2 separate regions of the Homo sapiens genome follow, and region 1 is linked to region 2. Evidence: chromatin loops called from intact Hi-C (ENCODE). Cell type or tissue: heart right ventricle. All regions are shown on one strand.

The links. Hi-C counts contacts between places; a loop is a spot of excess contacts. Peaks named below come from ENCODE experiments on the same cell type or tissue, not always from the same donor. Only the 100,000 strongest peaks of a DNase experiment are listed, where the experiment ranks them.
Region 1: it touches region 2 in a loop (4-fold over the local background); 12 of 110 quality-filtered maps call a loop at or near these places.

The regions. Positions count from the first base shown.
Region 1 is chr21:37,008,007-37,012,006 of GRCh38, reverse strand. RIPPLY3 (ripply transcriptional repressor 3) reads right to left here. Exons shown (of 4, transcript NM_018962.3): 2 at 3,784-3,850. Among named protein-coding and RNA genes, the nearest start is that of RIPPLY3, 3.3 kb to the right of the region's middle. RefSeq lists an enhancer at 1,854-1,913. In heart right ventricle, CTCF peaks have their summits at 1,751 and 1,952; a DNase peak (open chromatin) is centred at 1,966; H3K4me3 peaks cover 677 bases; H3K27me3 peaks cover 2,861 bases.
Region 2 is chr21:36,502,611-36,506,610 of GRCh38, reverse strand. It overlaps a transcript of CLDN14 not described here. Among named protein-coding and RNA genes, the nearest start is that of CLDN14, 24 kb to the right of the region's middle. In heart right ventricle, CTCF peaks have their summits at 2,002 and 2,202 (motif pointing left); no DNase peak of the experiment used is centred here; H3K27me3 peaks cover 1,466 bases.

The DNA of each region.
Region 1 (4,000 bases), 510 kb before region 2:
CAAATTCGCCTGTAAGGAGCCTCTGCAGACATTACATTTTCCCTGCCATTTTTTTTTTTTTTTTTTTTTTTTTTTTTGAGACGGAGTCTTACTCTGCTCACCCAGGCTGGAGTGCAGTGGTGCGATCTCGGCTCACTGAGATTCTCCTGCCTCAGCCTCCCGAGTAGCTGGGACTACAGGCGCATGCCACCACGCCCGGCTAATTTTTTGTATTTTTAGTAGAGATGGGGTTTCACCGTGTTTCGATCTCCTGATCTCATGATCCGCCCGCCTCGGCCTCCCAAAGTGCTGGGATTACAGGCGTGAGACATCGCGCCCGGCCCCAGCCATATTTTCATAATTCACTGTGATGAGCTAAGAAAGTGATGAGGCTCTTTGAAACCAAATCTTTTCCATAAAGTTGTTCACTCTTTGGGGGATACAGGAAGCTGCTTCTTTGTTAAGCTCTGTTCGTGATTATAAAACACTCCTATTTCCTCAGGCCCTACTTTATGGCCACAAGCAATCTTGCCCTGCTAACGGCTATTTGGCGCCCTGCGATCAGACAGGGCCTAACTCGGCAGTGGCAGGTGTCAGAGAAAGAATAACTTCTGTAAATCGTCCAGTTCTAACTGGACCCTGTTAAAACATTCAGCACACCTTTATCCACTTTAAAAACCTTACCCCACAAACATATGCAGCTTTAAAAGTTTTATGCCAGGCAGGGCGCAGTGGCTCACGCCCGTAATTACCAGCACTGTGGGAGGCGGAGGCAGGAGCATCACGATCTGAGGTCAGGAGTTCGAGACCAGCCTGGCCAACATAGTGAAACCCCCGTCCCTACTACAAATACAAAAATTAGCCGGGCGTGGTGGCGCACGCTTGTAATCCCAGCTACTTGGAGGCTGAGGCAGGCGAATCGCTTGAACCTGGGAGGCAGAGGCTGCAGTGAGCTGAGATTGCAGTGAGCTGAGACTGCACCATTGCACTCCAGCCTGGGCGACAAGAGCGAAACTCCGCCTCAAAAAAAAAAAATGCCATAAATATCCTGATTGTTTTCCAAAAGGATCCTTTGTCTGCTGAGGGAAATGTCTAAATATTCACATTTTATAATGAAACACGAGAACAGAAATGTGCACAACGCAAGCACTGCGTTTAACATATGTGCGAGTGTGTTTTCCTATGAGCCTGAGGACTGACAGGTGCAGAGAGGCTTTCAGTGGGGGTCAGCCTTCTCCTCCCCGTTCGAGTCTCTGACCGGGCTAGGGCTAAGAAGTGGGAGCCTGGCAGATAGGGCAGGCCCAGAAGAACAAACAGTCCCTGATGTTTTCCAGGAAACTGCCTCCCTGACAGTGCCCGCAAGTGGCCAGGAGGGAAACGCAACAGAGATCAAGAAAGGTGCAGGTAGGGGAGGGAGATAGCTCCCTAAGTGTTGTAGGGGCATGAAGTGGGTGAGGGTGACCGTGCTGCTCAGAGTACAGGGCCTTGAGGCCTTCCCTCTGCTTGAGGGTTTTTTGGGTTTTATTTTTGTTTTTGAGACAGGGTCTCATTCTGTCTCCCACGCTGGAATGCAGTGTCCCGATCTCAGCTCACTGCAACCTCTGCCTCCCAGGTTCAAGCGATCCTCCTGCTTCAGCATCCCGAGTAGCTAGGATTACAGGCGCACACCACCACTGCCTGGCTAACTTTTGTATTTTTAGTAGAGACAGGGTTTCACCATGTTCGTGAGGTCAGTCTCGAACTCCTGACCTCAGATGATCCGACCGCCTCGGCCTCCCAAAGTGCTGAGATTACAGGGTGAGCCACGCGCCCGGCCTACTTGAGGTTTTATTCTAGTTTTGCTTTGCTTGCCGGGAGCCCTGGTACAGGTCACCAGGCGTTAGTCCTCTTCACCGCCACTCCAGCCAATGGCATTTTTGAGAAATACAGAAGAGGGCTTGGGAGCTGGGGAATTGTCCTGCTTTGTCGGGCGAGGGCGCTGTTGAGCAAGAAGCGTTCCTTCCCTGCGCTGGGCAGCTCTCGTCGGTGGACTGCAGGGAACCCAGGGCGGTGCACAGTACCAGAGCACAGACTGGCGCTGGTCGCTCTGCGCAACCAGCTGGGCTCTGCAAAGAGCGGGCTCCGGGCTAGGGGTGAGGATTGGCGGGCTCTACAGCCCCCAGGGAACAACCACTCTTCCCACACCCACATCCGTGGACAGAACTACTTCAGCGTGACAGGCTACCTGCTGATCAGCGAGAAAGTTAACGTTTAACATTTCTCTGCAAGTAAATTTTTCTCACAAACGGCCTTATCAAAACAGAAAACAAAACCCAAAACCATCTGTCTTACTTAGGGAGCGTGCTATCGTATTTTTATTCCTGCAAGAAACTGATAGGCTCCACATCCATTTCATTTAAAAGAAAACTGGATAATTGTAAACATCTATATTCTCACACAAGCACCTTTAAATTTTATGTTTAAGAACTAAGTTTGAATGCAAAAGAAGGGATTTTACATTATTTAGATATATGTATAAATAATCGGGGACTAAAAATCATCTCTTGTTAATTGATTTATCTTTTATCTGCTTCCTTCTTTGAAGTAAATTAAAATTCCCAATATTCAGATTAATTTAATAAAGTCGTGTAAATATCAAAATACGGTGAAGGTCTGTTTTCCCACAATCAAGTTTTCTTACCATATTACAAATAACTGCACGTTAGTCCATATAACACGTGTTACGTAAATTCAATACATGGTCTTTCCCAGCCTAATTCTTCAGTGTTTTAAGAGTCATCAAAAAAAAAAAAATTAAGTAAAAGTCATCAATTTATATTTTAAAATGTAACAAAGGAAAGGTAAATTCTATGAAAGCAAGTCATTACATCAGTAAGTATAAAGCAACTGAGTTACCAATGCAGAGTAACAAAAGAATGGTGGAGGTCATTAATCTTGCCCACAAAGCCCTCTGCTTGAGTGTATTTGCTCAGACAACATGAGATACCCCAGGAGTGCTTGACGGGGCTGAAAGTGCTTCAGAAAGGGCCAGACGCGGGGTGGGGGCTTTTAACGGCAACTCTGGGCACCTCAGATGGGGCTCAGTCCTATTTGCTCTGTGGCACCGGCCCAACGCTAATGGTGCTCTAAGCTTTTCTCCAAGGCAAGCGATAGTGGCAGCCTCTCCCCTCCCCTCCCGACCTGTTGCTTTGCAGAAGAAACCGCAACAGGGAGGACATTCCTTATAATTCCCATGAAACGACTACGGTTTTTTTTTTTTTTTTTTTTTTTTGAGATGAGTCTTGCTCTGTCGCCCACACTGGAGTGCAGTGGCATGATCTCGGCTCCCTGCAACCTCCGCCTCCCGGGTTCAAGCGATTCTCCTGCCTCGGCCTCCTAAGTAGCTGGGATTACAGGCGCCTGCCACCATGCCCAGCTAATTTTTATATTTTTAGTAGAGACGGGGTTTCGCCATCTTGGCCAGGCTGGTCACGAACTCCTGACTTCAGGTGATCCACCCGTCTCGGCCTCCCAAAGTGCTGAGATTACAGGCCCGAGCCACCGCGCCCAGCCTACGATTATGCTTTTATAGTGGGTATGCTTTTTTAGGAAGGAGAAGCCACCAGGAGCCCAATCTATAATGCGAGTCAGGTCTGATTAACACCTTACTCATTCAGGTTCCAACTCCCAGACCCCGAGGCGCTCCTGGGTTAGACGCCCAAGGGACGGCCCTGCGCAGAAGGCCATTCACGGTCCCTGTATTTTAAAAGACGATGCCACTTTCTGGCTGGAAGGGTTACCTACAACGCCCGCACTGAACCTTACCGGCCTTCCAGTTCTGGTCAGCTCAGCATCTCCAGGTGTCTGGATCCAAGGTCGCCACGGCGCGGGGCTGGAACGGCAAGCGCCAGGAGAGAGTGAACCCTGGGCACTTCTGCTGCCTTCAAACTATGCCATGAGAGCTATTCTTAGTTCCAGTGTCTGCCTGAAAAAGAGGCACCGGACCCCCCAGGAACTTTCCCTGGAGTTCTCAGGGCTGTGG
Region 2 (4,000 bases):
TTTTTTTTTTTTTTGAGACAGAGTCTTGGTCTTTCACCCAGGCTGCAGTGAAGTGGCCCGATCTCGGCTCACTGCAACCTCCGCCCCCCCGGTTCAAACGATTCTCCTGCCTCAGCCTCCCAAATAGCTGGGATTACAGACATCCATCACCACACCCAACTAATTTTTGTATTTTTAGTACAGATGGGGCTTTGCCATGCTGGTCAGGCTGGTCTTGAACTTCTGACCTCAGGTGATCCACCTGCCTTGGCCTCCCAAAATGCTGGGATTACAGGCATGAGCCACCGTACCTGACTGCATTTGTTCTTGTTTACACAAATAGGATCATGCTGTACACACTGCACTTCAACTTGCTTCCTTCACTTAACATTGTGTCTTGGAACTCTTTGCATATCAGTAACTGCAGAAGCATTTAATCTTTTAATGGTGCATACTAATCTGTGTGGATGTACCGTAGTTATGTAACTAATCTCTTATAAAGGACATTTACATTTTATCCAGTTTTATTCTCTCAGAAAGAGCCAGAGAGTATTGAATCCTGTATTATTTATGTCTTTGCTTACTTTAGGAGTATAACTGGGGGATGAATTTCTAGCAGAGAAATAGCTGAGTTGAAGAGTATTCACTGTTTACATTTTGATAGATATTACCAAATGGCTATCCAAAAAAGACACTGACAGTATGCTAGTGTAACAGGGCATTTTTCAGAGAAGACAAAAGCCAGCTCACAGTTACCCATAAATGGAAGTCCACAGTGCCTTACGCCTCCCCTCCATCCAAGCCGGCTGGCTTTGGGTGGATCAAACCAGGAAGGGGTTAACAATGGACCTCTCTGTGTGTTTCTCTTCTGAACCTAAATATGTCAGACTTGGGCAATCCTGAGTGGTTTTGCATTTTCTTTTCACTGTAACCACCTGAGATCCTCTTGTCCCAAAGTCAGTGCTAGGCTGATTGTCTACATTGGGCAGGCGAACTGCTGGGAGTGGCAATGGTGGAATCTCTGAGCCTTTGCAGAAATGTTAGGTTCTGGTGAGCTGCTGACTGTGGGTTCAGAGGCTGGGACTCCCCGAGGTGTTCTGTTCTTAGGATTTCTTTTTAGCTCTCCAGTCATCCTGTCCTTTATCATCTAAGTGCTCCTGTTCTTCAGCCCTTTCTTAGCTGTTTGGTCTACTAGAACATTATTCAGGAGTATGATGGCTTCATCGTCCTGGAATTGCCTCCTCCAGCAGCTTGGGGTGGGCTGTCTGCAGTGCTTCAAAAGCTATCTGGGCTGAAGGGCTATTTTTTAAAAAATTCCAATCTATTATGGACCAATACTTTTGTAAAATACTAAAAGAATTGAATTACTGGAAAAATGAAATATGAAACAAAGACATATGAAATACAATCCTGATTTCTTTTTATTAGATTTAGCAGACGTAAACCTGTTTAAATTTGTTATACAAGTTTTGAGATACTTACTGTCCATTTCTGTTCTCATATAGTGGAGATTGGTAAGAATTTGAGCAGCATTGCTCTAAGCACGTCTCTGGAAGCTTCATGGGCTTCCTTTTGGCCCTAAAGCTTGTATTGTTTTGCTGAAAAAGTGATTCTCACCCAGCAGGGAAAATCTTCCAGATTTTCAGTCAGGGAGGGCCTGGGTCAATGCCCAGGGTTAACACTGGGCTTGGCTTCAAGCTCAGGACCCAGTCCTATCAGCCCAAATTTTCTTTTCCACCCAGCTTTTCCTATCTCTGGGAGCAGTGACTCATGGGTACAGGGTACCATGATCTGCTGTCTTCAAATCAGAAGATGTCATACTCTTTCCTTCAAGTTTTACTTCTTATTTCATTGAAGTCAACATCAGCCTTCCTATCAGTGTTACCATCTCTTCTCTATAACCCACTGCAGACTAGTCATGAGTTACACGCAAAATGTGAAATTTGGGGATGTGGATAAAAGGGAAGCAATTGTTTTCTATCAAGCCATTAAAACTTTTCAGTTTCCTTTTTAAATAATTGTACACTTCATGAGATACTTCAGATAGGTCTTAACACAAAGAAAGAATGAGCCACAACCCCCTAAAATATGAGGTGGTTAAAATATCTTTTGTCTTTAAAGGGGGTGAATTATTTCAATTTTAAATCCTTGGAGAAAATTGGCTTTCAGATTGCCTTTCGGAACCTGAAGTAGCAGGTCACAGCGGCATCTAGTGGAAGTTAATGGTATAACAGTTGGCCTAGACTAAGCAGAAAAAGAGAATACAGTAATTTCAAAATATTGTATTTTTTTCTTGTTTTTAACTTTTTTCTGAGACAGGCTTGAGTGCAATGGCACGATCATAACTCTCTTCAGCCTCAAACTTCTAGGCTTAAGTGATCCTTTTACCTCAGCCTCACAAGTAGCTGGGACTACAGGCGTGCACCACCATGCCCAGGTAATTTTTTTATTTTTACATATAGATGGGATTTTGCTATGTTGCCCAAGCTGGTCTTGAACTCCTGGCTTCAAGTGATCCTCCCACTTTGGCCTCCCAAAGTGCTGGTATTACAAGCATGAGCCACCACATCTGGCCTTTTTAACATTTTTGAAGTTAGGGTGTGACATACTAGATAGCATGTCATAATTTAATGAATCTATTTTCTTTATCAGTGATACTACATCTTACAATTGATGGCATCTTAATTTCATCAAAATATAATTTTTCATATAAAACTTTGTAGGATGCCATTCATTCAGTAACTCAGTAATATTTATTGAGCATCTACTTATACCTGGAAGCTAATGACTTACTGTATGTATTGTATTCATTGCATATATTTTAGTTGTGTTATATTCAAAACTGTTTATTGTAATGCATAATGTAGACATTTATACATTAATGCATTGATATTAATCAGACCTAACTCCATTAATTTAAAAATCCATTCTTGGCTGGTGTATTAGTTCATTTTCATGCTGCTGATAAAGACATACCCAAGACTGGGCAATTTACAAAGGAAAGAGATTTCATGGAAAACTCATAGTTCCATGTGGCTGGGGAAGCTTCACAATCATGGTGGAAAGAAAAGAGGAGCAAGTCATGTCTTACATGGATGGCGACAGGCAAAGAGAGAGCTTGTGAGGGAAACTCCCATTTTTAAAACCATCAGATCTCTGTCACGAGAACAACGTGAGAAAGATCTGGCCCCATGATTCAATTACCTCCCACTAGGTCCCTCCCACAACGCATGGGAATTCAAGATGAGATTTGGATGGGGACAGAACCAAACCATATTAGCTGGGCATAGTGGCTCATGCCTGTAATCCTAACACTTTGGGAGGGCAAGGCAGGTGGATCACTTGAGGTCAGGAGCTCAAGACCAGCCTGGCCAATATGGTGAAACCCTGTCTCTACTAAAAATACAAAAATTAGCCCGGAATGGTGGTGCACACCTGTCATCTCAGCTACTTGGGAGGCTGAGGCAGGAGAATCTCTTGAACCTAGGAGGCAGAGGTTGCAGTGAGCCAAGATTGTGCCACTGCACTCCAGCCTGGGCGAAAGAGTGAGACTCTATCTCAAAAAACAAAAAAATCCATTCTTGTCTAAACCCAGTAGTTCTCAAGCTGGCTGCATGTTAGAACTGTCTGTACAGTTTTCTAAACCATCAGTTCTCAGACCACACTTCTCAGAGATCTGAATTAATTGGTCTAGGAGTGGGGCCCATTCATTAAGAATTTTTCAAAGCTTCCCAAGTGTTCTAATGTGTAGCCTGGGTTGAGAACATTTTCCTTCCTTTAGGTCAGATGGATTCAAGATTACATAGATGTTTTAGTAGTTGGGAAATATAAGTGTTTGGTTTTATAGTAGACAACTCGTATCTTTATTACCATTTATGAATGCAAAGAAACCCTATCTATTAAAGCATTAGTGGATAACACTGAAACCATGATATTTAAGGAAATATTGGCTCCTAAAGACATCCGTGTCAAATACTGTACAATTTGCATTTGATTCTTACACACCCAACATTATTTGAAG